Linked DNA regions of Mus musculus: all the other regions are linked to region 3. Evidence: chromatin loops called from intact Hi-C (ENCODE). Cell type or tissue: heart. All regions are shown on one strand.

The links. Peaks named below come from ENCODE experiments on the same cell type or tissue, not always from the same donor. Only the 100,000 strongest peaks of a DNase experiment are listed, where the experiment ranks them.
Region 1: it touches region 3 in a loop (4-fold over the local background); 3 of 42 quality-filtered maps call a loop at or near these places.
Region 2: a loop joins it to region 3, with 4 times the contacts of the local background. A loop is called at or near these places in 6 of 42 quality-filtered maps.
Region 4: a loop joins it to region 3, with 3 times the contacts of the local background. A loop is called at or near these places in 6 of 42 quality-filtered maps.
Region 5: it touches region 3 in a loop (4-fold over the local background); 6 of 42 quality-filtered maps call a loop at or near these places.
Region 6: it touches region 3 in a loop (2.3-fold over the local background); 2 of 42 quality-filtered maps call a loop at or near these places.
Region 7: a loop joins it to region 3, with 2.2 times the contacts of the local background. A loop is called at or near these places in 3 of 42 quality-filtered maps.

Annotation. Positions count from the first base shown.
Region 1 is chr8:92,378,695-92,382,694 of GRCm38, forward strand. No RefSeq gene overlaps it. Among named protein-coding and RNA genes, the nearest start is that of Irx5, 23 kb to the left of the region's middle. In heart, a CTCF peak has its summit at 2,088 (motif pointing left); no DNase peak of the experiment used is centred here; H3K27me3 peaks cover 915 bases.
Region 2 is chr8:92,715,251-92,719,250 of GRCm38, forward strand. It overlaps the pseudogene Gapdh-ps16. Among named protein-coding and RNA genes, the nearest start is that of Irx6, 43 kb to the left of the region's middle. In heart, no CTCF peak of the experiment used is centred here; a DNase peak (open chromatin) is centred at 2,351.
Region 3 is chr8:91,188,806-91,192,805 of GRCm38, forward strand. No RefSeq gene overlaps it. Among named protein-coding and RNA genes, the nearest start is that of Gm36243, 20 kb to the right of the region's middle. In heart, a CTCF peak has its summit at 2,190; no DNase peak of the experiment used is centred here; H3K4me3 peaks cover 456 bases; H3K27ac peaks cover 375 bases; H3K27me3 peaks cover 1,179 bases.
Region 4 is chr8:91,485,120-91,489,119 of GRCm38, forward strand. Fto (fat mass and obesity associated) reads left to right here. Exons shown (of 9, transcript NM_011936.2): 7 at 40-159. Among named protein-coding and RNA genes, the nearest start is that of 4831440D22Rik, 19 kb to the left of the region's middle. In heart, no CTCF peak of the experiment used is centred here; no DNase peak of the experiment used is centred here.
Region 5 is chr8:91,795,742-91,799,741 of GRCm38, forward strand. It overlaps Irx3 (Iroquois related homeobox 3), which reads right to left. Exons shown (of 4, transcript NM_008393.3): 2 at 3,932-4,000; 3 at 3,670-3,736; 4 at 2,770-3,235. The coding sequence ends at 3,181. It overlaps Gm39222 (a long non-coding RNA gene), which reads right to left and starts at 2,002. Exons shown (of 3, transcript XR_879088.2): 1 at 1,302-2,002; 2 at 1,149-1,210. In heart, CTCF peaks have their summits at 1,963 (motif pointing right) and 2,166; a DNase peak (open chromatin) is centred at 2,160; H3K4me3 peaks cover 1,864 bases; H3K27ac peaks cover 1,619 bases; H3K27me3 peaks cover 3,289 bases.
Region 6 is chr8:91,376,604-91,380,603 of GRCm38, forward strand. The region is part of intron 1 of Fto (fat mass and obesity associated); the gene reads left to right. Among named protein-coding and RNA genes, the nearest start is that of Fto, 65 kb to the left of the region's middle. In heart, CTCF peaks have their summits at 2,348 (motif pointing right) and 3,941; DNase peaks (open chromatin) are centred at 298 and 2,368; H3K4me3 peaks cover 619 bases; H3K27ac peaks cover 2,037 bases.
Region 7 is chr8:91,530,206-91,534,205 of GRCm38, forward strand. The region is part of intron 8 of Fto (fat mass and obesity associated); the gene reads left to right. Among named protein-coding and RNA genes, the nearest start is that of 4831440D22Rik, 64 kb to the left of the region's middle. In heart, a CTCF peak has its summit at 1,954 (motif pointing right); no DNase peak of the experiment used is centred here; H3K27ac peaks cover 669 bases.

The DNA.
Region 1 (4,000 bases), 1.2 Mb after region 3:
CACCATCTTAACCACCGTCTTAACCAATGCGAACAGGAGTGCATTACAGAGCCTTTGCCTTTGGTTGGCAGGAGGAGCTTGTCGTGAGTGGTCATTCACCTGGATTTGGTGGGTCTTGGCTGAGAACACGGCTCTGATTAGGTTTAGCTTCCAGGAACGGAGGGAGGTGACACCAAGTGTCACTATTGCTCGCACCCCACCCCACACTTAGCTTTCAAGGTGGGGCTTGTTCACTCTTCAGCTGAGGTGAGTACCCGATCCTTCAGCCCCTGGAGAGAGGCGACTGACAGAGCAAATGCTTGGCCTGTGGAGGCCACACACTCTCCGCCATGATAGGAGTCAACATGTTTGGGAACATCAAAGACAGTTCAATATCTTTAGCATAAGGAGATTAACATTTACAAAGGGCTGCCCTTCAGCCTATTCCTGTGAATTGGCAGATATAGCCAGAAGGGACAATTAATATCACCCATCTGCCTTGGGGTCTTCTGGCATCTTTATTATATTCTCTCTCTCTCTCTCTCTCTCTCTCTCTCTCTCTCTCTCTCTCTCTCTCTCTCTCTCTCTCCCTCTCTCTCTCTCTCTCTCTCTCTCTCTCTCTCTCTCTCTCTCTCTCCTTTGCTCTCTGTCTCTGTCTCTCTCCAGGGCCTCATTGCTTAGTCCTGGCTGACTTGGAAATGGTAGTCCTCCTGCCTCAGCTTTCTGAGTATTTTCTGGTGCAGGAGGTAAGCAGAGATTGTCTTAGTTTTCAGTGAGAACCCTGTACATACGGAGAGACACTGCTGTGCACTGGGCAGGGCATCATGGGTAGACGTCCCTGGGGAGGAGCCTGTTCTTTTCTGTAAGAGGTTCTGCTACTCAGAACAGGGAGGGAGGAAGAGAGGGTCCTCGGCTTCCTGAATCCTACGCTGGCCTATCAGCAAAGAAGCACAGAGGAGGGTGAAGCACGGGCTTGTCTGCAGCAAGAGGCCAAGAGTTCCTTACCACATGCCAAGTCCCAGCAACATCGGCAGTGGATAGGGACCAAAATCCCTCCCAGCTGTTGGAAACCGTAGCCTATTCAGAGATAATTGGCAATTAGTTAAACAACTCCTGTTTAGAACAGGCCTCCTCCCCACCCTCCAAGACAGCTGTGTTTAAAAGGGGGTGGGGCTTCTCCTGAGTATGAAACCCAATCTTGCAGTCCATAAACCACCATAGAACTTGGGGAGCCGAAGAGTTAAGGAACAGAAAAAGTGTCCAGATAATGGAATCTCTTTCTAAAGCCCCCTGCTCTCCTCTCTCTTAAGTGCCACGCAGAGGTCAAGAGCAGACTCTGGGGGGTAGACAACCCCAGGTGTGGGCACCTGTTTCACCACTTGTCAGAGTCAGGGACTTGGACACGTAGCTTTGACTCTCTGAGTCTCTGTGCAGATGGGGAAAAATGCTCTGAAGATTTGATGAGGTATCTCGTAGGGTTGGAGCACAGTGTCCCAGAGTGTGGCCTCTTAGGTATTCAGAGCTTCGTTAAGCTCAGACCCCCTATCCTGGCTCTCATATAGCCCTCTACAATTTATCTTCACCCTACTCCTTCAGAGTGGTACTTGTTCCACATTCCCTGTGGTCTAACGGCCAAGAAAAAAAAAATTGATGCCCTAGACCCCAGCTTCCTGATCTGTAAAATGAGCCCCGTGAACTACAGTCTCCCTTACTCCCCTGCCAGTCTCTAGGCTAGGCCTTAGAAGACCCTCCTGCAGTGCATTTGGTCCCAAATCTCCTCAGCTAGGACAAGCATCTTCTCACCTCCACTTATATCGACCCTCAAGGTCAGGCCACAATGCCACGAGGAAAACCTCTGGGGAACAGTTTTATTTTCTGTTGCCAACCGTCCCTAGTGTCATACAAGAAAGCAGCTTGCTTTTTGGTTCAACCTGGACCATGTTTTTAAAAACTAGAGTCCTGTGAGGGGCTGAGGGAGGGAGGGAGAGATAGGAGAGATGGAGGCGTGATGGTATTTAAGATGGATTCCCAGCTTCTTTTTCAGTAGGCCTAACCCTATTCTCACTGTGGGAGATCGCCTGGGATGGATAGCTGCTGCCCCCTGCAGTCAGGGCAGCCAATAGAGGTGTCCAGACTCTTCTTTTTCTCTGATAGAATGACTGTTCAAGCAAAGCAGATGACTGAACCCCAACTCCCTGTACTCTTTCTTCCCTCTGCACCAGCTTCACCCCACCCTCTTCCTTTTCTTTCTTTTTTTTTAATTGATGGGGGTTGCTGTTGTGTGTTATGTTAGAGTTATGTTAACCAACCTTATGTTAGAGTTATCAATGATCATAGTTCAAAGTTGTCTTCATCTCCCCTGCTAGATTGATATCCTTGAAGACCGAACTCCTATTGAGCTGTAAAGCCCAAGTGGACTGGTCCAAAATCCGGGTCTTTCATGCATATGAATTATCCTCTCAAGAGCCGTGAATGAGTGACTATTGGAAAGAATGAGAGACATGTATTGTCTGTTTAGTGGTTACTGTGTACCACTCAGGAGAGCAAGTTCTTTCTAGATCTTAGTTCATGCATAAAATGAATGAATGGGGTGAGTCCCTTGTGCTTGGGCTTAGACTCAAGCCCAGTGGCATTCCTTTCTAGGATATGGGGATATGTATCACCAGTGCTGAGTCCTGGATACCTTGAGGGTCAATGCTAAGTGCCAGGCATTGTCTCAGTAAAGTTCACACAGGGATGATTGCTAAAGCTGAATATTGTTCTCAGAGCTGCCCCAGCTCTTGTTGGAACCCTGAGACCTGTAAGCAGAAGTTACCCTAGCAGCAAGCTGAGCTGGCCCCTGGGCGTCTCCTAAACACCATGGGAGTAGCTGCCTGTGATGTTCATTCCAAGGGGTATAAGGAGAATCTATCTATCTATCTATCTATCTATCTATCTATCTATCTATCTATCTATCTATCTATCTATCTACCTATCTACCTCTCTCTCTCTCTCTCTCTCTCTCTCTCTCTCTCTCTCTCTCTCTCTCTCCCCCCCCTCTCTCTTAGATTTCCTTCTATTGCTGAAATAAACACCATGGTCAAAAGCAACTTGGGAAGGGAAGGGTTTGTTTTGTTTTACCACTTATACTCCACTAAGGGAAACTGATGTGGGAATGGAAGTAGAGACCATGGAGGAATGAACACTCCTCCTGGCTTGCTTCATGTGATGATTTGGATGAGACTGGGCCCCCAAAGGCTTGGATATTTAAATATTCGGTTCCCAGTTGGTGGAAACGTTTGGGAGGAGCATCGGGAGGTTGGAGATTGTTGGAGGTGTGTCAGTTGGAGTGGTCTTTGAGTTCCAATAGACTCTCAATATTCCCAGAGTGCTCTCTGCTTCCTACCTTCCAATCAAGATGTGATTTCCCAGCTGTCATTCCCAGATGTCTTTGCACAGCCATCACGGACTCTAAGCTTGGGGAGCCGAAAGCCCAAACTATGCACTTTTCTTTTGTAAGTTAACTTGATCATGGCATCTTATTCATAGAAATAGAAAAGTAACTAAGACGCTCCTCATGGCTGGCTCAGCCTGCTTTATACAACTCAGGACCACATGTGCAGGGGTGACATTGCCCACAGTGGTCTGGGCCCTTCCACGTCAAGAAAATGCCCACAAACTTGCATACAGTCTAATGGAGATATTTTCTCAATTGAAGGTTCCATTTTCCAGAAACCTCTAGTTTGTGTCTAGTTCACAACAAAACTAACCAGCACAATTTATCTGTTTGTTTATTTATTGTACACAAAGAAGCCAGAGGTTGATTCCAGGTGGCAGGTGTCTTTGTATATCACAATCCACCTCAATACCTTTCATTAACTAACTAACTAGTTAACTAACTAACTAATTAATTAGTGTGTGTGTGTGTACACCTCCAGCTACGCTGTGTATTTGGTCATCTAAGGACACTTTGCAGGACTCAGTTCTCGCCATCCACTGTGAGGTTTTCAGGGATCAAACCCAGGTCATCTGATTTGGCAGC
Region 2 (4,000 bases), 1.5 Mb after region 3:
GAGGAAATAAACATCATGTCTGTGACCAGTTCTGAAAGGCAATAGATTCCTTAAAGCAATAAATGTCTATTTCCAAGATGGAGACCGGGCTTCTGCAGGCATCTGAATTCGGTCAGATTCCTCAGTTCTTTCCTCACTGCCCATCCATCCTGATCTTCAGAGATATTCTCCATTTTGGCATCTCTATCTTCAGCACCTGTGTGATGGTTACTTAGAACTCAGGACCTTAGACAGAAAGGTTATTTTCATTGTTACTTTATAGCAATGGTGAGTGTTCTTTTTTTTCTTTGTTTCTCTATAGAGCTATGATATAAACTTTCTTTGTAGAATTATTGTTATTGTTTTTGTTGTTATTGTTGTTTGATTTGTTTTTAATACAAAACTTATTTGCTTTGTTTTTGATACAGAGTCTCTCCTATGGTGTCTTGGGGTAGATAAGTCTCCTGACTCAGATTCCTTGGTAACTCATTTTATTTTATTTTATTTTATTTTTTTTGGGTGCAGTGAACTTTATTGATGGTATTCAAGAGAGTAGGGAGGGCTCCCTAGGCCCCTCCTGTTATTATGGGGGTCTGGGATGGAAATTGTGAGGGAGATGCTCAGTGTTGGGGGCCGAGTTGGGATAGGGCCTCTCTCTTGCTCAGTGTCCTTGCTGGGGTGGGTGGTCCAGGGTTTCTTACTCCTTGGAGGCCATGTAGGCCATGAGGTCCACCACCCTGTTGCTGTAGCCGTATTCATTGTCATACCAGGAAATGAGCTTGACAAAGTTGTCATTGAGAGCAATGCCAGCCCCGGCATCGAAGGTGGAAGAGTGGGAGTTGCTGTTGAAGTCGCAGGAGACAACCTGGTCCTCAGTGTAGCCCAAGATGCCCTTCAGTGGGCCCTCAGATGCCTGCTTCACCACCTTCTTGATGTCATCATACTTGGCAGGTTTCTCCAGGCGGCACGTCAGATCCACGACGGACACATTGGGGGTAGGAACACGGAAGGCCATGCCAGTGAGCTTCCCGTTCAGCTCTGGGATGACCTTGCCCACAGCCTTGGCAGCACCAGTGGATGCAGGGATGATGTTCTGGGCAGCCCCACGACCATCACGCCACAGCTTTCCAGAGGGGCCATCCACAGTCTTCTGGGTGGCAGTGATGGCATGGACTGTGGTCATGAGCCCTTCCACAATGCCAAAGTTGTCATGGATGACCTTGGCCAGGGGGGCTAAGCAGTTGGTGGTGCAGGATGCATTGCTGACAATCTTGAGTGAGTTGTCATATTTCTCGTGGTTCACACCCATCACAAACATGGGGGCATCGGCAGAAGGGGCGGAGATGATGACCCTTTTGGCTCCACCCTTCAAGTGGGCCCCGGCCTTCTCCATGGTGGTGAAGACACCAGTAGACTCCACGACATACTCAGCACCGGCCTCACCCCATTTGATGTTAGTGGGGTCTCGCTCCTGGAAGATCGTGATGGGCTTCCCGTTGATGACAAGCTTCCCATTCTCGGCCTTGACTGTGCCGTTGAATTTGCCGTGGGTGGAGTCATACTGGAACATGTAGACCATGTAGTTGAGGTCAATGAAGGGGTCGTTGATGGCAACAATCTCCACTTTGCCACTGCAGATGGCAGCCCTGGTGACCAGGCGCCCAATACGGCCAAATCCGTTCACACCGACCTTCACCATTTTGTCTACGGGACGAGGCTGGCACTGCACAAGAAGATGCGGCTGTCTCTGGAACAGGGAGGAGCAGAGAGCCCTCATTTTATTTTTAAAGAAACTAAGTCTCTTTTAAAAAAAACTACACAGTGGTACTTAAAATGACATTTGGAAATCACTCCCTTAATGAATACTTACCTGATTAAGCAGGAGAAGTGCTTACAAGCAGGAGTAAAAAACAAGTGAGTGGTTGACGCATCCACAGACTCAGAGTGGATGCCAGTATCGATTGACTTCACCCAGACATTGTGTTACCGGTCTATAAACATGAGGAACACTTCCAAAACGTCAGTATAACATTCCCATTTCAACACCTGGGCAATGACAACCAGCCCCTTTTAATAGTCCAAAAAACAAAAACGGAACAAAAAACAAAAAACATTACAGTCTTAGTGCTTTCCAGTTTTACTGAAGCCAGCAGAAACCATCTGCACACATACCAGACATGCAGGGTGACACCCATGACTCCAAAAAGCCTGGAAAATTAGGCAAAGTGTTTCTTTGTGTCCACACTTACCAATTTCAAGTCTCAGGGAAATGACTATAAAACAAAATTGGAGAGAAGCAGGGTGTGGGTGGGTGTGTATGTGCATGAGCGCATTTCCTCCAGTGCAAATAGCCATTGTTTGAGACCAATCAGCTTTGCTGTGGGCCTTCCCCAGGCTTGTTCTCAGTCTGGGAGCATCTGCTGCACATTTTTTCATTTCTTTCCAGTTTTGAGCAATTTGGTTCATAAGCTCCGTTTCCTTGTGGCTTCCTGGAGCTCTGATGACAAACCACGATACTTTGTTCCTGTCCTTTCAGGCCCTGAAGGGCACCGAAGAACACATGAAGTTTGTTTCTAATTTTGCATCTGCCAAAACATTCCTGGGGTAACAATACAAGCCAGTAAGAATAGGATGCACTGTCCCTCTCGTTCCACAAAACAAACAAACCCAAAAGGAAATCAAACACAGTCCTGGAAAACGCAGCATACATATTTTTACACCCATTCTCCCTTTTCCAAGCTGGGAAAACGTCCTCCTGCAGTACAACTGAGGTGGCACCATGCCTTCCCTGTTTACAGTGACTAATGAGGGCACAGGCAACATCCACTAATAAGAAGGAGCCCCATGCAAGGCTTCCCTCAACTCCATTTTACAAACTCCTTGTTTGTAAAATGAAGGTCTCCGGGGACAGTTTAAGAGAATGCAGAATCCAATTTCCTCACCAGTGTTGGGAGTTTTATTTTTAACTCATCTACTCAGAATAACCAATGTCCTCCACACCTGTCCCCTCATAGACAGAGAGTTCACAGGGACTCAAAGCAAAACCGCCTCTTCATTTCCAATGCTAGACTGCTCAGAATAGCTCGGTGTTTGGAATTGCTGAATCTTGGCCAAGGTGATGTCATCAAATCAGTGTCACTGAGAGAATTAATTCATTATGGTGGAATTAAGTTAAATCCTCTATGATACACCATTAGGCACCCATACTAACTTGCTCGCGACAACCCCGGGTGAGGCACGTACAAATATAGAAATGAAAAACAAACTCCAAACCTCAGACCTCAAAGGCCATTTGGTAGCTTTCAAAGTCAAAATCCTTTGACTCTTAAAATTATTTTTTCCATCTCAAGGTGTTTAGCAACTCAAGATACCTTGAATGTCACAGAAGACAGCTGCCTTGTGGTATTGTTTACTAGTAAATAATCCTTTTGTATTTTTATATTTTTTAAAAAACCGGATTACTCACTTCTTACAATCGTCCAAGTAGACACAAGAAGAGTTTTACATTTAATTTCCCAGATATGATACAAGAGCGTTGCCACAGCAGGAAGTCACTTAGTGGAGATTTTCAGAATATTTCCAGTCCCTAAATTTACGGTATAACCAACGAATATATCTTTAACCTGGGGAACCACAGAGAGATAAACAAGTGGACTCCTGCAGGGTTCTACAGTTCTGTCCAGAGTCCTGCTGTATCTTTGTGTAAAAGTCTATTCTCTAGGGCCCAGGGAGAAAGGAAGGAGGAGTATTAGCCTTTACTTCAGGGTGGCTCTGCTTCTGTCACCAAATTTGTGCTGAGTCCAAGAAAAAGCCTCATCTCTCCCATGCTACAACCCACATACTTAACCTAGGCTAATGATTGCCTATGGGGCAGGCTGAGTTTCTTAGAGGCAAGATTATAAAAGTATTCACTATGAAAACTTACATGTTAATGGAGCTAAAAAAAATAAAGGTTACTGCTTCAAAAATTAGGTCACTTCATACTGGCAAAAGGACATTCGATCTTAGAAGAGACATAAGG
Region 3 (4,000 bases):
ATGGTCCCATCCTTGTAAGATCTGCCTTTCACAAAACTTTGAGATGTTTTTTCCTACTCTACAGAAACCCAGGGACTGAAGGAGACAGCCTAGAAAATGCTCCCATTTCCAAGAAAGGTCCAAGGAAAGATCACCTGCTGTGCACAGGTCCCTTCGGTTTTGCCTCGCACTGAGAGCAGCCTGAGTCCTGTCAAAGACCAGAGCAACACTGGTGCTCCACACTGGTGCTCCACATCCCAAGCTTCCACACCTTTGGATTCCAACCAATTGCAGATGTGAAACATTTGAATTAAATTGTGCCTGAACTGAGCATTTACATCTTTTCCTGTAAGAATTCCCTAAATATCCAGCAAAACAAACTGCTTGCGCAGCCAGTGCTCGGTGTCCTATGAAGTCCAGGGCTGGCTTGGAGCAGAAGGAGGGTGTGCAGAGGTTCTGTGCAAGCATCAGGCTTTATATGAGAGACGTGAGTGACCTTGGATTTAGGGTCTCAGAACCAGTTGCCATGGGTACTGAGGAACAACTGCAATTGCCTCCCTGAATATGGGAAGAAGGACATGGGAGAAGGAAAAACAAAATAGGAATGACATCAGTCACGACAAGGTGGGACGGGGCTGCGGAAGACGGGTAAACCAGTCTTGTCTTCCATTATCTTCTGAACCCCAGGTCAAAAGCATGCCATACTGCCTGTGTCTCTAGAGATATTATTATTTAAATCATCTGCAAGGTAGAGCAGTTATTAAGAACCATTCTGCAGTGCTCCAACCTACTGTGATGTTCCCAATGCCCCTTCCCATCCAAGGAACACCACTTGCCACCCAGTCCAGTCTCTCTGGGGCTGAGCACTCAAGAATCCTGAAGGTAGATTTTGGTCCAGACATGATGAGGAAGTCCAGGAGGTTGAACCTCGCTGGCAGATGGATGCATATCTCAGAGGACTGGAAGCTCTCCCTTGCTCTATAGCTAGATGTCTCTCTTATGGGAACACCTATACAAAGCCTATAACTGTGAACAACTCAGTGACCACGTACGGCATCAGTGATATGTTTACACAAAGCATGCTCCATGGTAACTCAACATCACATGGAACATGCATATGGGGAGAGCACTCATCTCTCCTGGGCCAGTAAAGAGACCTTGCCATGGCCTGGAGAGATGGCTCAGTGGTTAAGAGCCCTGACTGCTCTTCCAAAGGTCCTGAATTCAAATCCCAGCAACCACGTGGTGGCTCACAACCATCTGTAATGAGATCGGATGCCCTCTTTTTTAGTGTGTCTGAAAAACAGCTACAGTGTACTTACATATAATAAATAAATAAATCTTAAAAAAAATAAGACCTTGACATGTTTATAAACATACAATTTATTTTTGCTCAGTAGGATTTTGACAGGTTATTTTCTTTCATCTTTTTTTTTTCCTTCACAAAACAGTTACTTATTTAGGAAACAGCTAACTATATCTTATTTTTGGACACAGGCTGGCCTCAAACTTGCTACTGATCAAGCCCACGCTGGTCTTGAACTCATGGCCCCTCCTGCTCCAGGTGTGTGGAGCCAAGACCAGCCTACCTACACTTCTGAGGGAAAGATGACTGAAGAGGATAAAAATGTTGCTGATGTATGAGGTTGGCTTCTGCCTCTGCCTGAATCAAAGGACCTCATTCATGCCCGCTGTTTCTACTCTGTCTCTATTTCTGAATCACTCAGGGTTTTGGTCTTTTCTTTCCTTCTTTCTCCACCCATATGGAAATGCTTCACCCAGTCAGAGCAGCCTTCTTTCTGATGATGACTGGGATGGAGTCTAACTCAATGCTATACCAGCCTCACAGTAGGTGCTAATTGAATGTTTGTTGAGAGAATGAGAAAGAACATGGGATCTTGGCATCTTAAAGGCTTGTATGGGTTCCATTGCAACAATAGAGAAACACAGTGGTAAAAGGATATTTAACTCAATTCATAACAAACAGTGGTTTAAAATAGAGACTCCAAGCCGATTTTGGCTAAAGAGGTTCTGGTATATTCTGAACAGCTGTTATTGTAGACATAGTCTGAGTAAATAACTTCCAGCGTAAGCCGCGTCTGCGTTGAATAAACAGTGCAGCTAGAAGAAAACACTTTATTAGTGTTAATTGCAGCGAGCCTGTGCTCCACCCCTCCGCTGCTCGCAGAGAAACCCAGTGCATCCGCTCCTTGCTTAGGCTGTAGATGGAGCCATAGCCTTACAAAAGGCTGTCGCGGCGCGGTGCGCTGGGGGTGCTGGGCTGTAAAAGGCAGATGTTTGGCGCTTCTCTGGCTGAACTTTCTGAGTTTGAACAACCAGAAAACGCAGACTTTTCCGTGTGCTGTGCAGCTTACAGGGATGGAGGATGCTGATGGTGGTGGCGGCTTCAGCCTTTAACTGCCCCCCAGCCCCCATTTGACCTCAACAGAGCTTGGGGAAGAAGAGGCCCAAGAGTCCTGCAGACATTTTTTTTAAGCCTGTGGTAGCCCAGAAGGTCTCTGAGACAGAGTCTGGCCTGGCAGCAGAGATGGCAGGGCACCTAGCCTTGCTGCCCTGATTGTGCCTTCTCTTTACCAGCAGGCCTTACACCCAGGCTGCTAGCACCTGGGCATTTCTGGTTGCTGGGGGCTGCCTGGCTCGTTCAGGCAGGCTCCAGTGCTAGGCATCTATGCTCCAGCAGTGTTGGTCTGTCCAGCAGGCACGAGAGAGAGAACGCACACTCTGCTTTCTTGGGAGAGAAAGGGCTCACAGGGAGAGAGGAAGAAGAGAAGGTAATGAAAGGGAGACAGTTATCAAGTGTTTCTCTTCATGCTGAGCCTAGATGTAACTACATATGTGAACATACACACAGTATTATAATATGCATGTCTGAAAATGTTATAATGAAACTCATTATTTTATAAGTAAAAGCAATAAAAATACAATCATTTTTGGTTGGGGGCTAGCTTAGTGGTGAAGTGTATGCTTAGCACAGTCAAGGTCCTGAGTTTGATCCCCAGCATACACACACACAGAGGGAGAGAGAAAGAGACAGAGAAACAGAGAGGAGAGAAAGAAAGAAAAGGAGAAAGAGCTTTAAAGAATATTTGAGTGTGTGTGCACACTACAGATGTATCTTTGAGGATCCATATAACTGCTACTCACAAACATTCTGGTCTCAGAACACCCTCATACTCTTAAAAAAATAACTTATTGGGAAAAATGTCACTCAAGCATTGAGGAATTTGGAAGAAATATCATCTAGCTACAAATGTTAGTAATGTAGATGTGGCATTTGTATACCTACAGAGAGGCTGGGGCAAGGAAGAGGCATGTGTCGCCAGCTACTCCTCTGCACAGTTCCAGCCCTGATGACAACTGTCCTTCTCCTCCAAACTTTCTGTGTCCTGTGCACGAAATCCCTCACTAAATTCTGAGAAATTGATTTTGGACAATCTCCCAGGACTTCTCCAGTGTGGCATCCACATTAAACCACAGAAAGTTTTGAGGGTTCCTTGGGTATGCAGTACCCCTCTCTGCAACCAGATTTGCTCACAGTATAGGTCTACTGACCCTACATCTCTCTTTGCCTGCCCCTACTGGTAGTTAGTTCTGCCTTACCTACCATCAGGTGTGGACTTTTCTGTTGTTCCTTTGGTGTGATGTCCCAGGCTGGCTCACATTATCCCTGGCTTTTCTTTTTGAAAGAACAGATATGGTTTGGGAGGACTTGGCAGGGGGTGGGGTGGGTGGGATGGGAGGTCATTAGCAGACACTGGGAAAAGCTCCTTCTAACCACAATAATAGCTGCCAGGGGATTCTGTCAGACTGGGAAAGGCCTTCAGGCACTCGTTGGATGTTTGAGCACCTTTAGTGCCTTGCCCTGCGCTGGCCATGGCTTCCTGGCCTTGATAGATGCAGGCTATGCAGGCTATGCAGGCTTTGAGTTCTGGGCTTTGCCATTTCACGGAGGCCTGGGTCCTAAACCTGCAGTGGCAATTATGGCGTGTGAAGGGCAGGG
Region 4 (4,000 bases), 300 kb after region 3:
AGGACATTATAACCGCCACCTTCTTGTTCTGCTCCACAGGTGGAGTTTGAGTGGCTGAGGCAGTTCTGGTTTCAAGGCAATCGATACAAACTTTGCACCGATTGGTGGTGTGAGCCCATGACTCACCTGGAGGGGCTGTGGAAGAAGATGGAGAGCATGGTAAGTGCGTGAGGTCTGAGCACGTCCTCTGGGGCACCACACTGTGCTGATCCTAAGCCGTCTGATTTCCACAGGCAAATGTATACGTCGTCCAAGTAAACGCCCGTGCTAGGTTATAATGGGAGCAGCCTGCAATTCTGTTTCAGGAAACATTTCTGATATTCTTCACAGAGGGCGCCCTGCTAGACATGAGCCGGGACACAGCGTGCGGACAGGTTAATAGCAGCACCCAGCATTCACTTGTGGTTTTATGTTCCAGCCACCATTCAAAGGGTTTTCCTTATCAAGATTATAAATCCTTGCAACAATTGATGTGGACAGCATGGTGAGCCCTAACTTATAAATGTGAAAGCTTAGGTATAGAGAAGCTAGATACTCATCCAGGGCCACTAAATAGATGGCTGAGATGAGAGGCCAGGCTGCAGAGCACACCTGATTTTACTCACCATAGCCTAGAGGTTTAGCAAAGAGAGAAATGTGGATGTCCCTATGTATCACTATGGCTAAAATAAAACCATGTTGTGGGGCCTAAAAAAAAAAAAAGAAAAGAAAAGTCATGGTCTGGCAAGATGGGGCAGAGTTGTAAAGACGGCTGTTACCATCCTTGGTGACCTGGGTTTTATGCCTGGGACCAGCAAGGCTTAATGAGGGACAAGCGATAGACAAGCAAGGACTCCATGGAAGGAGAAAATGGACTCTCAGTGTCTCCTCTCCTCTCTACGCATGCACACCGTTCAGATCAGTATCAGGGTCAGGTCACTACCGCTGACTGCTAGGAAGGTGCTGGTCTCGTTGGAGGACCATGAGGAGACGAGAGGATGAGGTGGGCTGTCTGGGGGGAAATCCTGGGTCTTGGAACTGTAGAAACAAGGTCAGAAGGCAGAGCACGTAGGTGTGTGGGACCTGGACATGCCAGCAAGCTGGCAGGTGGAAGCCACTTGATGAGCCTCGGCTTGGATAACCATAGCATCAGCAAATGCCTGCGTGCTGTTTTTATGGTTCCTTTATGATTCCTAAAGATTTTATGAGTGCTGAGAATGTTTAATGTTCATGAGTACTGTTCATGGTGACTCCATGTGATAGGTATGACTTTTGTCTCACTTTTACTCTCAGGAGATAGGAGCCCAAAGGCCTTATATAACTTTCCCAAGGTCACCAGCTACTAGGTGGGAGAACTGGGATTTGAACTCTAGAAGGCCTGCTCTAGGCTTCTTGCCCTTTTCGGCTCACTGATCTGCCTCCAAAGGCTTGGCTTTGGAATGTAGAGGAAAGGCGATAAAAGCCTGCTGACCTCTGGAGAGTGCCACTTCACAGCGTTTGAAGGGTGCAGAGAGCAGTGACTCATCTGCAGGGTGCACAGTGGTCACCAGTCCCCACCAGTAATGTTTCTCCGGCAGCTTCTTGGACCTATAGTTGATACACAGGAAGCTACACAAGCATAAAATATACAGTTTGATGAGTTGAGAAATAAATGTATACCTGTGGAGCTATCATCCTTGCCCACACTGAGACCAGTCTGTCACCTCCACTTTGGCCAGCCAACTTAGTGTTATTGTTTTGATGAAGATGCTAACATAATATCTTCAGTAATCCCTGTCTTATGAAAATATCAAGTCGCAAGTTTGAAGGCCTGAGCTTAAGAGCGTGCATCAGAATGCACACCTCTGAACTCATTCCGACTTGCCTTTGAGGGGATCAGCATCTAGGAAGGGGACACCACTGCCCTCCTAGAATAACCCCAGAGGCAGAGTTCCCCAAACCCTGGGTTAGTACAGAGCACTGTGTAGCCAACTTGGAGATGCTGAAGTTTCCCTCTCTGCCTGACTAGCTCTGTTCCTGAGCCAAGCCTGCGGAGGAAATGCTGGTTTTATAGGGTGTGTACAACTGTGCTTGTGTGAACTTTTGATTTTTGTTATGTTTTACATAGGCACTTAGGATCCTGCTTGCCGAGGCCTAATTGTTAGATGTCAACCTGACATTGAAGTCATAATCTTACCAAGCTGTAAACTAGGACTTAGAAATAAGTAAGAAAAGAACTCCATAATTCTGTAAAATAAATTGTTTAGTCATTTATTTTTTATTTTAAGTACATTGGTACTTTGTCTCCATGTATTTGTGTGAGGGTGTCTGATCTGGAACTGAAGTTACAGACAGTTGTGAGCTGCCGTGTGGGTGCTGGGAATTGAACCTGGGTCCCCTGGAATAGCAGCCAGTGCTTTTTAACTGCTAAGCTATCTCTCCAGCCATAAAACAGTTTTTATTTTAGAAGTATTTGATTTAGGAGTATTCCACCCTGCCAACAAGTGCAATGTTTAGTATTGTGATCACACAGCGAAGTTCATCACTAATTCACTGGAAAGATATCTGACTATGGCTGTGTGCCAGTCTCAGTCCATGAGTGCACACATTCGCTAGGAGTGGCAGTTAGTTAGAGGAAGAACCTTCTTTTTATTATATTTTATACTGAAAAAAAAAGAAACAAAGGAAGAAAGGAAGGAAGGAAGGAAGAAAAGAAAAGAAAAGAAAAAGAAAAGAAGAAAGGAAGAAAGAGAGAGAGAGAGAGAGAGAGAGAGAGAGAGAGAGAGAGAGAGAGAGAGAGAGAGAGAGATCCAAAACAAAACAGTAAACTAAAGGAGCAGCAATCTGGAGAATTTTCCAGAGCTCTGTTCTTTACTGAGAAAAAAAGAAAAAAAGAAATCAATGTTTCAGTGTCTCCCTTGCATACCACAGTTGGATCATTATCAGCAGAGTGAAGGATTGGGCCAAGATAAAAGGGATGTTTCTTCTAAATTAAGTTGAAGCATTGCTTTAGGCCTTTAAAAAAAAAGATTTCTAATAAACTCATGATAAATTATTTTTGCTATTGAAAGAGACGGCGGAGAATCATCTTTGGAAAAGTCCCCTGCTCTGTGGCTCTTAGTGCCGTGCCATGTGGTATTTGGTTATTAAGGTTGGATAGGCATTGGCTGGTGCGGCTGGCTCTGTCAGCCTTGTTCCTGCTCTCTGGTTTAACTTGTAAGCAGTAGGGGGCAGTGTTGAGCTGCCAGTTGGAGGTCCCAAGATGCTGTCCTTCAGGAAAATGCATATAAATGTCCCATTAACTGCCAGGAATTACCCCTGTTGCTTCAAGTTAGCTGTAATCTTCAAGATTCCATAACACGGGAAATCAGTTGTGGGTTCACAGATTCAACAGCAATTTTACTTCAAAAATGCAGCGTTTGGTGCGCGTTTAGATTCTGTGAAAGTCAGCTAATCAAAAGGGCATTTCTTGATTGTTCAAACTTTTCTTCCATGAAATATATTGCTCCAAATTATTATGACTTTAGACAAGTGATTCCTTGTTATCTTTTTGCGTTTTTGAGTTAATGGGGTCCTGTGCGTGTTGTGAAAAGGTGTCTTTGATCAGTGCACCTTCGTCTGCTCTGTAGCACACGCCTGTCCTTTTCAATAAGACCTTGGGCAGTGCACGTATTGGGGTTTTTTTTGCCTATGTGTTAAGCAGTCTTTGATGGCTCTTGTACCAGGGAAGAGGTGTGTGCTGTAGTTTCTGTCTGTCTTCCCGTCCTTTCTGTCGTGCGGTTGGGAGGGGTTGCCTCCAGAAGCCTACAGGAGAATGGAAAATGAATTTTGAAATAGCTGTTCCCCCATTAGTGGTAATTGCTGCACATGTCATAACCAGCCACATATTTCAGAAAGTTTAGTCAGCTGTACATAAACTCCCGGGCCTCTGTTCCCCACTCCCTGTCCCAGCAAGCATGCCCTGGCACACTGCTTATTCTTACTGCTTCTCTCCCGGAGGACGGTGTGTGTGCTTGCTCTTGTGATGTAAATGTTAGGCCCT
Region 5 (4,000 bases), 610 kb after region 3:
TCCTGGCAAAACCTCCTAATAAACTCAAACCAGAAGATATCTGACACACAGTTCTTACCCAGGCATCCATCTCTCTGGCTACCTTTCCCCAAGACAGATGGGCCAGGGACAGACGTGCCTTTGGGTCTCCCTGTCCTCCATGTGCCCAGAGAATACTCTCTAGTAGGTGGGATTTGTCCCCTCTTCACTCCTGGCATGAAGCAAGTAAGTGGTGTGTCATGTACTAACCCTTGGTCCTTCCTGTCACCTTGGGGTTGAATTGAATTTCTTGTTGCCTGAAGTCCCCGTACTCCCAGAAGACAATTTAGTTAGAAAATATTAATGTGTCAGTGGACACCTGGAAGGTAATTTTATTCTCCTTGGGCTCTCTGGCCTTGGCAGGCACTGTCCCTTCCCAGTTCTGTGAAGATATTGGGGAAAGCAGTGTCTCCAACCTAGTGGATCCCACACATACTTTGGATGGCTCTGAGTAACCAGCCGGACAGCAAAGGCACTTCCTAGTGTCGAGCTGACATATTTCACCTCTGATTGGAGCAGCAGCAGGGACAAGACGTACACTACTTCTCACCCCCCCCCCACCACGTCTTCTAACTTTCCTTCTCCATTTTAGGAATCAATATTAAGGAATGGAGGGACTTCTTGGGACCCTTTCCTCTTTTGCTGGGAACCTGGGAGATTCTGTTTTGCTTTGGTTGAGTTGGTATACTGAGGTCAACTTGGGAACGGTGGTGTCTGAAGCACACACTGTATGAGATATGCCCAGGGTGGGGCTGGCTCCCCCATGCCTCCTCCTATTGCTGTACTTTCAAGATAGACAGTCTGGGCAGTTCCGGAAGCTTCACTGGAGAGAGACCCTATGTCCACCCATCTCTCTCCCACTGATGAAGTCCCTCTCTCTGGGGACCTCCTCCCAGAAGACTGTGCCTACCAACATCATTTTTCCCCTGGGTAGTTTCCTGTTTTCCTTGGTAAAGCTGGTTTCAGGGTCTCTTGAGCCACCTAAAGGAAAGGTCTCACATTTCTGGACAATGGGAAGGGGAGCGGCAGGTACCCCTGGGAACTGAGGATATTTAGTTTAAGCCTCTGCAAATGGCTGGACACCCCTACTTAAGAATGAGCACGGGCAGACCCCCCTCTCTCATCCTCACCTTGTGAAGCAGGCGGCTGGTGAAAAAGAACCCGAGGAAGTGAATTCTCTGCCCTTGGCTTCCTGGGAAGTAAATGGATAGTCAGTGTGGGTCAGGGCTAAGCCCAGGAGGTAGGAACTAAGATGCCCTTGTACAGATACTCATGGCACTAACCAGAGCCTTGACCCTTGTTCTGTGGTACTGACTTCACATGTATGACCTAAGAAGATGGAGCGTCAATGCTTCAACTGTGAAAGACCTTGAACCCCTGAAACACCTTTGCAAACAGAGAAAGGAAGTGTTTGCTTGAATATCAGTCCGTCCCCGTCCCCCCAACCCCCCGCTGTCACTGTCCTTTTCTTTGCTAGTGGTCTCCATTCTGAGGACTTTCGTTATGTGGGCACCGGTCTTCATACAACAGAGTCCCAGGTCGCCCGTGGCTCTGGCAGCTGTGTCCTCATCTCGTGGACCCGTACACTGCGGCGGCCCTCGCATACAGATCCACAATGTTGACTGTGCTGGATCCAGACTGGAAGCTGATCCAGGTTGTAAGCACTAGCTCTTTCTACCTTCCAACAGTGTGCAAGACCTTGCTCACGAGAGCCCTGCTCTGCAGCTCAGATGCACAGTGCATGGCTATCCCGGAAATTCCAAAGGGCCAGACAGGAGGGCCTCAAAGGCGCCCCCACTTCGAACCCCATCCAAGGCGTCACTACTCTGAATGTGATTCTCCACTTCTTAGAATCAAAGTTGGGCAAGCCAGGCAGGCAGTGTCCAGGCAGGCAAGGGACCAGGAGGGCTGCAGAGGCCGGGAAGGTCTGGCGCCGACCGTCCCCTTCGTCCTGTAGAGGGAGCTCAAGCCCCAGGTTTCCCCACTGTGGCGTCCACCCCCCACCCACCCGCCACCTTCGCCCCTCTCTTAACGGTCCCCCGGCTCACCCGACTTCTGACACGATCCCAGCTCCAAAGGTTCCCGGGCTGTACCCCGAACCCACGCGTGATTTCTAAAAGTACTCATAAGCACCTAGGGACCAAACGCCGCCTGGCTTCGGCCTTGGATTTCCAACACCAGCGCGGTCACACGCCACCAAGCGGGAAACGTGAACACCCCGGCTTCTCACGCAGATCCCCCACGCCCTTTGCACCTATAAGGAGCCGTTGGAGAGGGAACCACGGCGAGAAAGGCCTAGGCATTGAGCGTTTAAAGACAGCCCCTATACTCCAGGCTGAGAAACTTCAGTTGAGCGCAGTCAGAAGGGAGCAGGGAGGGCGAGTCTCCCAGCCCACGCCCTGAACTCCTGGAAGCTTCCCTAAGTCTTTCTGCTAAGTCATCAGAGGAGGCCCCAAGGCTCCATGGTTACTCCTGTGGACCCGTGGGCAGAGCCTAGTTTTCCAGCTCCTAGTAAGGAACCAACATCATTTTCTCCTTGGTCTTTGCCCTTTTTTCTCGGTCGCCCAGCGACTCTCATCACCCCTTCTTGGAGAGGCTTCTAAGCCTGGCTACCTAAGCCCGAACGACTTCTGCCATTGCTGTCCTCAGACCCAGCTCATCTTTTCCTGTAGATTCTTTAAACAACGGCCGGGGGTGGGGGGGAAGAAACACCAAAAACACCAAAGAACCATGCAGCAAACCGGTCCATGTGGCAGACCTGCCGGTTATAGTCAAAAGTGGCAACAGCTCATTTATTTAGCCAAAAAATAGATACTTTCTTGTACAATTTGGTTCACACGTATGTACATTTTCCCGTATATACAAAAAGAGTCAGACAGGCTTGTTCTCTCCGTAACCCCACTCCCCCCCCCCCCGAAATCAACACAACGAAGGAACCTCACAATCTAAATGTGGGGTGACTTGGGGGAGGGCCAAGGTGGGGGGACTGGCTTTCTTTCTTTCTTTTGTCCTTTCCTGTTGTTGTTGTTGTTGTTGTTGTTGTTTAGTGTTTCTTTTAAGGTAATCATACACAGACATGCTTGCAACTCGTCACTATACAGAGCGATTTTGTTTTGTTTTGTTTTTTACAATTAGTACAACGATTTAAAAATGGTTGAAAAGTTAAGACGAGGAGAGAGCTGATAAGACCAGAGCAGCGTCCAGATGGTTCTGTGGCCTGGAAGAGAACGGAAGCAGAGACAGTGAGCTTTAGAGTTGGGGAGACTGCTTAGATAGGGGATCCCCTATAAAGCCGGTGTTTAGCTGTGGGAGTATTAACTAAAAGCTGAGCTAAAGAGATCAGAAGTCAAGACCGGGCTTGGAAGGAAGTGGACATTACGCAGAGGCCTTCTGCGCCACAGGCCTCTTGTAAGGGCCAGACTTCCCCTAGCTCTGTACCACAGGCCTGAGGTGCTCCAGCCGAGAATGGAACCGTGTCTATGGGTCCACAAGAAGTGACAGAAGAGTGGATTTTTTGGGTCCTTTAGCAATAGTTTGCCAGCTACTTTGCTACCTTCCCAGGGGGCAAAGGGCTCCCGCCACTGGCTCTGTGTTTTTCTTATTCCTCCCGAAGGGTCTCCCACTATGCTTCCCAAATTCGGAGTCTCTTACCGCCTTGGCACCGGCTGGAAAGCTGTCTTGAGTAACTTTTTCTCCACTTCCAAGGCACTACAGCGATCTGTAGGAAACAGAGGGAAGAAAAAGGAGGCCTTTAAAACACAGGCTCCAGGCCTCCAGGGCAGCTGCACCCGCCTGCGAGCAAAGAGGAAAACACCGGCGTCCCACACACCCCCAAAGCCCCGTTCTTTCCCTTTAGTCTAGGCGAGAGCCCCACCAACACCCTCCCACTGTGCCCCTACATTTTTCTTGTCACCTGTTCCACTCTCCGGCTCGGCAGGCCGAGCATAGGCGGCTGCGGCCGCAGCGGGATGACCTGCGGCTC
Region 6 (4,000 bases), 190 kb after region 3:
ATTGCACAAAATTAGAAGAAGAGGAAACATAGTCGTTAAGCCATGTCAAGCATGGCCATGCGTGTGAAATGCTTTAGGAGCTATGGCTAGTCCTGCGGGTTTGTGTTACGAGTTTAGGGAGGTGTCTGTTGTAACAAAAACTACGTGAAGATTCTGCATGACGTCTTAAATGTAGTTTTGATTTCTTGCTTATGTAGTAGCGAGGGATACTTGGCTTCATGCATTCTGTCAGTAGGAACCTTGGCGGGCTCCACAGAAGGCTGCAGAGGTCACCTCAGGTTATCTCCGCTGAAGCCAGCGGGGAGGGAGAGCAGGCAGGGCCGTGTGTAGGAGCGTTTTTATGGGCCAGCTCTGGCTGTGGCACTCAACACATCTGTTCCCACTCCTCTGGCCAGAGCTGGGCGGGAAGGAGGAGAGCGAGCAGGAGCTGCCGTTCGTCCTCCGCATGTTCCTCAGGAGTCTAGAGATGGAGAAGTGAGAAAAGCCTTGTCTCCAGACTCTGAACTGAAACTGCACAACTGTCCCATTGGGGGTTTGTGAAATGCAGTCTTACAGCAGCTTCCAAAGATGACACTTATTTTATGCACACACACACAAAAAAGTGACTACATTGGATAATAATTTGTAAGTGTTTTCTAATTTCCAAGAGAGGTTGCTCTAGGGCTCCAGAGTGTTGATTTGGAGTTTCTAAGAAAATCATTAAGGGGTTTTCCAGGCCAAATAAGTTTTAAAGTAAAATGTTTTAAAAAACTGCTCACTTTCTTAAATTGTAAAGAAGTGTTAATGGGAAATGTGGGCGAAATTTAATCTGTTTATCCTGCTGGTGAGTGGGCCTTCAAAGGCCTCAGGGTGTGGTTTGCCAACAAAGGCCTTCAGCGGCCCTGCTGGTGGCTCGCGGTCACATTTTGCATTCTGAGCCTTTAGATATTTTGCTCCCTTACATTCCTCTCTTTTATTCCTTTATTTTCTGATAAAATATTTGCTCCGGTGAAACCTAAGAACAGGAATCACACTGCATTTAATAACACAGGGGCTTGGTCTGGTGAATTCCGTGCCAGAGAGGAACAGTGTCTTGTGTGGTTTTGTCTCTGTTTTTCTTTCTCCATTTGTGTACATGTAGGCATGTACGCATGTGTGTTCATGCGTGAGGAGGCCAAGGTTGCTATCACACATTACACGATTACTTCCATGTGTAGAACAGGTAAGCCAATGGAGGTAGGAGATAATGGCTGCCAAGACATAGGAAGAGAAAGGAGGGAAGAGTTAGGCCTGGTGGATGACTGAATGATTCGGTGGCTGTACTGACATGTACGCTTCAGAAGCAGAAACTGTAAGACGTGAGCACTGAAACCAGAAGGTCCATGACTTAGCCTTCTCTCTGCTCTGATCCCTAATGACCCCTTTGGCTTGTCTGTTTATATTCTCCTCCTTTTGTTCATTATCTGCCTAGATTGTGGTCCACGCTCTTCCTGTAGTGGGGCCCATGCTCCCTGTCTCCGCTTCTCTCTACTTCTCTCCTACAACATACCTGCATGCCTGCCTCTGCTTTCTCCTGGGTCTCTCTTCTGTCTGGTCGTAGTAATGCAGAGCAGATCTCTTGTGAAGCTTTAGCAGCAGAAGGGCATTGTCCTGGTGCGGTCTCTATACTGGCCTAGTACTTGTGATGACTACCCTGCATTGATAATGTATACCTACCCAGTGCCACTTTAGGAGTCAGTACTATGGAAACTAGAAAAGCAGTTCTCTGAAGTCACATGATCCTACATTGCTATAACTTTATGGATAACTAAATCTTCCTCATTTAAAAAGCCATTTTCATTATTTCAGATGATCTGCTTTTTCTATTTGTAGGATGGACTGTGAACCATCTGCTCTGTGTTGTCACAACCACACTGTCCTCTGCTAATGTTCCTCCTTCCTTGGAACATTTCATTTTAAGGGGGCTTTTCTGCTAGAAACTTCTTAGAAGAATAAGACATGTATCTGAAAAATGGCTAATTACTTTTGCCTTTAATTTAATTTAGTCTAATTTTGGATTTTGTTTTGAGATATATATACTTAGGAAGGGTGGGATAGAGAAAACAGGAGATAACACATATATGTACTTTAAAACCACACGTTTAGTTTAAGGAACCTTTACAATGTGATTGTTGGCTCATTCATTCATTCTTGTCCAGAAGATTTCATTCAGACTCTCATATATTCTCAACCCGCTTTCTACCACTGAGCTACCTCCAGCCCAGCCCTCCAAGTGTGGTTTCTTTTGGCCTCTTTATCCTAATTCCAAATTGCAGCCAGAGTCCCCGAGTTATCCTGAAGGCTGTACTTTCAAGTAGGAAGGCCACTGGGTGGCACTGCAGCTCTGTGCTCTGTCAGCTGAGCCACAGGCCACTTGGGTTGCTCCAGCTGACTGGCTTTCTGGGTGTCAGGGAAATTATTTTATTGGTAATGGGCACAGTGTAATATATTCCTCTCCACCCTGTGTGGCTATTTAATGCCCTGAAACATGCCCCGCTGTGGCCATGGCCTGTTAACTCTGCTTATTTGGTGTAATAATTAGCAGAATTTCTCACTAACAGGGGTACTTACCAACACCTCACACCTCCGCTGTGTTTTTGTACGTGATGGATTGTACATTCTCAGAAAAAGCTGGGAAGGTCAAAGCTTAACCCGGGTCTAACAGGGCTACCTCCCGCACATTTGCTCAGGATAGGTTTATATTAACTTGCTTCCGAGCGTCTTCACACCGGAGCAGCATGTAATACAAACATGTCCGAGCTTTTATGTAAGGGCTCAGTGAAGGTTTGTAAACACAACACTGTTAATTTTCTACCTTGTAGAGTGATAGAAAAATAAATGAGTAGCCGCCTGCATTGGATGACATTCGGTACTCGGAGGCCTGTGTGTTGGAAGTGTGCAAGTGTAAACAGTGGTGTTTACACACTGGTGGTGTAAACAGTGGTGTTTACAACAGTGGTGCCTGCATAGGCACCACATCTTGGGTTAAAATGGAGAAGAAAAGTTACACATGGAATTTTAATATTTTCCATGGCTGTAAGTTAGGCTCCATTTAATTCTTTCTGGTTTTACAAGTCCTTCTAGGCTCCTACTATTTCTATGCCAACAATTTTATCATTTACAGAGCATGATCAGAATTAACTGACAGAAGACCAAACAGGCTAGAAATAAGTTGAAAGCAAGAAATACTTTAGTTGGGCCATTAGCTTATCCTCCGTGACCATAGGCAGCCTGTATACCGTATCTTTGCTTTGATTCTCTCATTTCCTACAGTTGGCATAACGCCCTCTGCTCTCCTGTGTCTGCTGAAAAATAAATGGGAACTCTTTAAAATACCTCTGCTTGTATTTATTTTCCTAGCCCCAAATAAATGTAAGGTGTGGTTATAATCACCCAGGACGCCTAAGGAGCTTCCGGTGTTGACGCCAAGATGAATTGTAGAGATCTTAAAGGGGCGGTTGTTACAAAAGGTTGTTACAAGTTAAGTTCTCTTGGACTTTGCCACTCATGCTTGGAGGACATACATGTATATTATATGTTATTTGTTTTTTCTAGACAAGAGTTTCTCAGTGTAGCCCTGACTGACTGTAGACTAGGTTGGTTGGCCTCAGACTCACAAAGATCCGCCTGCCTCCGCCTGCCTCCGCCTCCTGAGTGCTGAGATTAAGTACATTTGCTTGGAGCAGGGCTTTCTTTGTGAGTTCTAGCTCACTTTAAACACCTGGCACTTTGACGCTTCTGCCTCTGTTCACATCCATGTCTACCTATGGTGTGTGTATGGGTTTGGTTGCAGGAAGCAGTGACGAGAGGTTGTTTCTGTATAGCATCCTCCTGAGGAGCAGAGAACTGGGCTCAAAGCTAAGCTGTAGTGGCTTCCGAAGCAGTGTTACGGGCTAGCCTGTCAAGGAGTCCCACATCTGCCACATGTGGGCAGGAGAGGATCAGGAAGCCATGGTTAGAATGGTCCGTTTGTAAGGACAGA
Region 7 (4,000 bases), 340 kb after region 3:
AATAGAATCTTGCAAGAGATTCCTCATTCTCAATTTTGAATGTGGGGCAAAGTAGGTTTTTTTTCTAGAGCAAATTGTATGATTATGTCATAGTGGTTGTCTGTGTAGACTCTGAGGTTTGACTCTTGGCTCCACTTCCATAACTCTAGGGAAGGTACAACTGAAAATCATAAGTAGACAAGTTACTTAACTCCCTGTGAACCTCACTTCTCCCCCTTTGTAATCTGCCTAGGGATAATGGTGGAACCTGTTTCATAGGGTTGATTTAAGTAATTATAAAACACCTAGGACAAGTACCTGACACACACGGAGTATTCTGTAAAATCATCCTTATCATAGGTCAGGTGGTAGTTTGAATGCGAGCAGCCCTCACAGGCTCATGTGTTTGAATGTCTCCTTCCCAGTTGGTGGATTGTTCAGGAAGGATTAGGGGGTGTGGCTTCTAGGGGGCGTGGCCTTGTTAGAGAAGGTGTGGTAGATCAGGACGTTTCAAAAGCCCATGCCAGGCTCAGTCTCTATGCCTTCTTCTGAAGGATCAAACGTCAGCTCTGAGTTACTGCACCAGCACTGTGTCTGCCTGCCTGTTGCTATGCTTCCCGCCGTGTTGATCATGGAGTCACCCTCTGAAACCATAAACAAGTCTCCAGTTAAATGCTCTCTCTTATTAATTAATTTCCTTGGCCAAGTTGTCTTCTCACAGCAATAGAACAGTGCCCGGACGGACCAAAAGAACAAAGTCAAGAATGCACTCTTTCACACTGCCCTCTCCTTTGGCAGAGTGTCCAAATGTGAAGCCCCACACTGATAATGGAGGCCCGTTAGTGCTGAGTGAGGTGTAGAGAGGAAACAACCTGCGCTAGTCCTTCTCTGGGCTTGGGCTAAGTATTCGCACCTAGAAATGACAGATGTAGGTCTGGGCTCCAGGCTCTCTGAGCAACTGGGTGTAAAAATCTAGGCAGTTCACAGACACTTTGGATCAATTCAACTTTACCTAAAATACAGCGTCTTGAGCCACGTGACCCTCCAGGCAGGTGACATCTTCCAGCCTGGATAAAAGATCCCGGAGAGCGGCAATCATAGACATGGCTTTCTCCCTCCTTTCCCTTAAAACTTGGAGTGGAGCCACCGGTAGTGATAGTGAACTAGAACCAGCTGACAACAACTGGAAGTGCTCAGTGCTCTCTGTGATGAGACTGCAGCTCAGGATACAGAGCACGTCGCCCAGGCTGACTGCTAGTCAGTAGTAGAGATGAAACTTAAGTTAGCATGCCTGGCTCCGCTGCTAGGAGCACAGTGGGACAGTGGCAAAGCTCTGTCAGCTACTCACATGGCTCAGTGTGTTGACTTCGGTCTCACCGTACAGGACGTCCAGTGCTTCCAGGTCTTTCCCGGTGTGGGGATAAGCAATTGTGTGTGTAAATACCTATTTCCTCTGCCACCTGAGCACACCTCGCCGTGTGTGCCGCTCTGAGTGCATCTCTCGGCGAGGCAGTCATCTGCAGCCCGTGCCGTATGAATCTCGCCACCATTAGTCTTCTAACGGGAAGTCTCCACCTTTTATAGCTGTGTTGTTTCTTTTGTATTGATTGCAATCTTTTTAGGAGGCAGGAGAGTGGGGAGGAAGATGAGAGAACATCAAAGTTGAGCCTCCAAGACTCTGTACAGCCTCCAGGTCAAGTAATTTTGGGGCCGTGTTAATCAAGGCCGAGTGGAGCAGGCGCCCTGAGGTGAAAGGGTAGCGATTTATCTGCTCTATCACAGGTTCCTCGTCAGCGGAACAGTATGTTTATATCTGGGAAACAATTTACTACACGTGAAGAATAGTCATTTTATTCTATCTCAGGGGTGTCCCCAGTGTATTTTACAAATTTACTCTGTAATGAATATTCCAGGTTATAGATAAAGTTGAGCTGGCTTCTGGTTCAGAAGGTGCCAGGTTGGCGGAGTGCAGCACAGACGGCCTGCAGGGGGCACTGTTGCGTCATTTATCAGAACTCTCCAGTATCTTGTCCTAGGACAAAAACAAACCAAACCAGAGAAGGAAAATAGGCCAGTCACCTTAAAATTGCTCATTAAAATTATTTGACTGGTCCCAGTGTTAGGCATGAGTGTCGATCGGGCAGTTCAGGATTCAGGCACAGACAGAAACAGCTTGCCATGTCAGGAAAAACCGCAGTGATTGGCATGACTTCTGATTAGCCTCCTCTGTTGTCACCCCTGGACTTTGTAATTTAATAAACATCCACGTTTCACTGATCACCTTTGTTGGCTCCTGAGATGTCCACACTGTAGAAAAGACTTCCTTCTGTGGTGTTCTGAGTGTCTAGCTTGAGTCCTGGAAGAACCTTTTTAGAAATCTTGATTCTCTATTTTTTGTGTATCCTTCACTGCCAAAGATGATTGCTTGTTTGTTTGTTTGTTTGTTTGTTTAATGAAGTCATTTTTTTCATGGAAGGCTCCCCTGTGGGACCTGGCCTGAGCTGTCAGTATACCACCCAGCTCCTTGACAGTTCCAGGATTGCTGCCCATCCCCTTCCGCTCTGTGGCTCCACCCACTTGCCCCAGGGTTGAGCTTCAAACCCCCTACCTCCCTGCTCAGCTCTGGCTTCTTCTGTCCCTGGCCATGAGGCCTGCTAGGTGACTGTGATGAAGCCTCAGAAAAGCCCGGGTTGTGCTGAGTGTGTGTCTGTGTGCGTGTGCGCATGTGCACTTGTGTGCGTGCGTGTGTGCATGTGCTCTCACACTCGTGCTCAGCAGCAGCAGCAGCAGCAGCAGCAGCAGTCACACTGCCAGCCTCCTCTGCGCCCTGCTTCACCATCAATTACGCCATGTGTTTCGTCCAGTTGGCGTTCCCCTCCCAGTGTTAATTATAACCTACAAGACTGTTAGAGTTAATTTTATGGCAAGCATATTGTCTCTTCAAGGCTTCAGAGCAGCTCATAAATTATCTTGAAGGTAAAATGTAACTTGGGGAACCAGTTATGAAAATTCCATCCATCTCGCTTAGAACTGCAGCTGCTACTGTCAGCTGCCTCGCTGCTGCATTGTGAAGGAATTACGGTGGGTCAAGTTTAAGAGGGTAGGCCCGGGCTGTCGTGGAGGAGAAAGGCTGTCCTGGCCCTGTCAGACAAGTGCCTTCTGCCAATCCCCGGTGGTTTCACTTTGGAGGCAGGCAGAGGCAGGTAGCGCAGGTGGACAGTCCCCAAGCTGTCTGTATTCATTATTTTACAGAAACTTGCAGGTAGGCAGGACCAGAGACCTTTCCTCCTCTCTGTTGTCATGATGTTAGGCATCCCCGCAGAGTGTGAGGGAAATAACTTTCTACCTCACCTGGGCTTGCTCCAATCCCCGGGGCCAGCCCCTCCACCAACCCCTCCCTGGCCTCCCACACAGTGATTTCTATCTCACAGAAGCCCCAGGCTTGAGTGAGCATTTTATTTGTGGTTGTTATTTTTCATATAATCTGATAAAAGTGAGATTTCACTGTGAACGTACTCTAAAATTGCCTCCTAAGTAAATTAGCATGTTATCTTGTTGGGATAATAGGCCCACCCCTCTTCTGTTTCCTCACACCGAGTTGAAGCTTTACATTTCAGCCCTCGGGGCTTTAGCATTATTATTTTTAATGACTGAACACAAGTCTTTCATTTAGCTTGTTTGTATAGTCACTGTAAATGATCTTTCTGCTGCTGGCTCTCCATTTGCCATTCTGCATGTTATGCCAGCTTTAAAAGCTTTGAGGGGGCCTCTGAGAGTTGGGAGCTGTGTTAAGCACAGCGTCTTCTAACAGCACTGGAAACGGGCTGTGGCAGAATAGGCAGGGTGTGAGGAAGGTGTGCCTGTGCGTAGAAAGCCAAGTGTGGATTTGAGTGGTGTGCACGGCACATACACTGTTGTAGATGGCAGGTGAGAGCCCTCGGCAGTGTAAAGGAACAGCCGCTCGCCAGGCTGCTGCTGTCTTGTCCCTGCGTGTTTGTGGGCATTTTGACTTGCATCCATG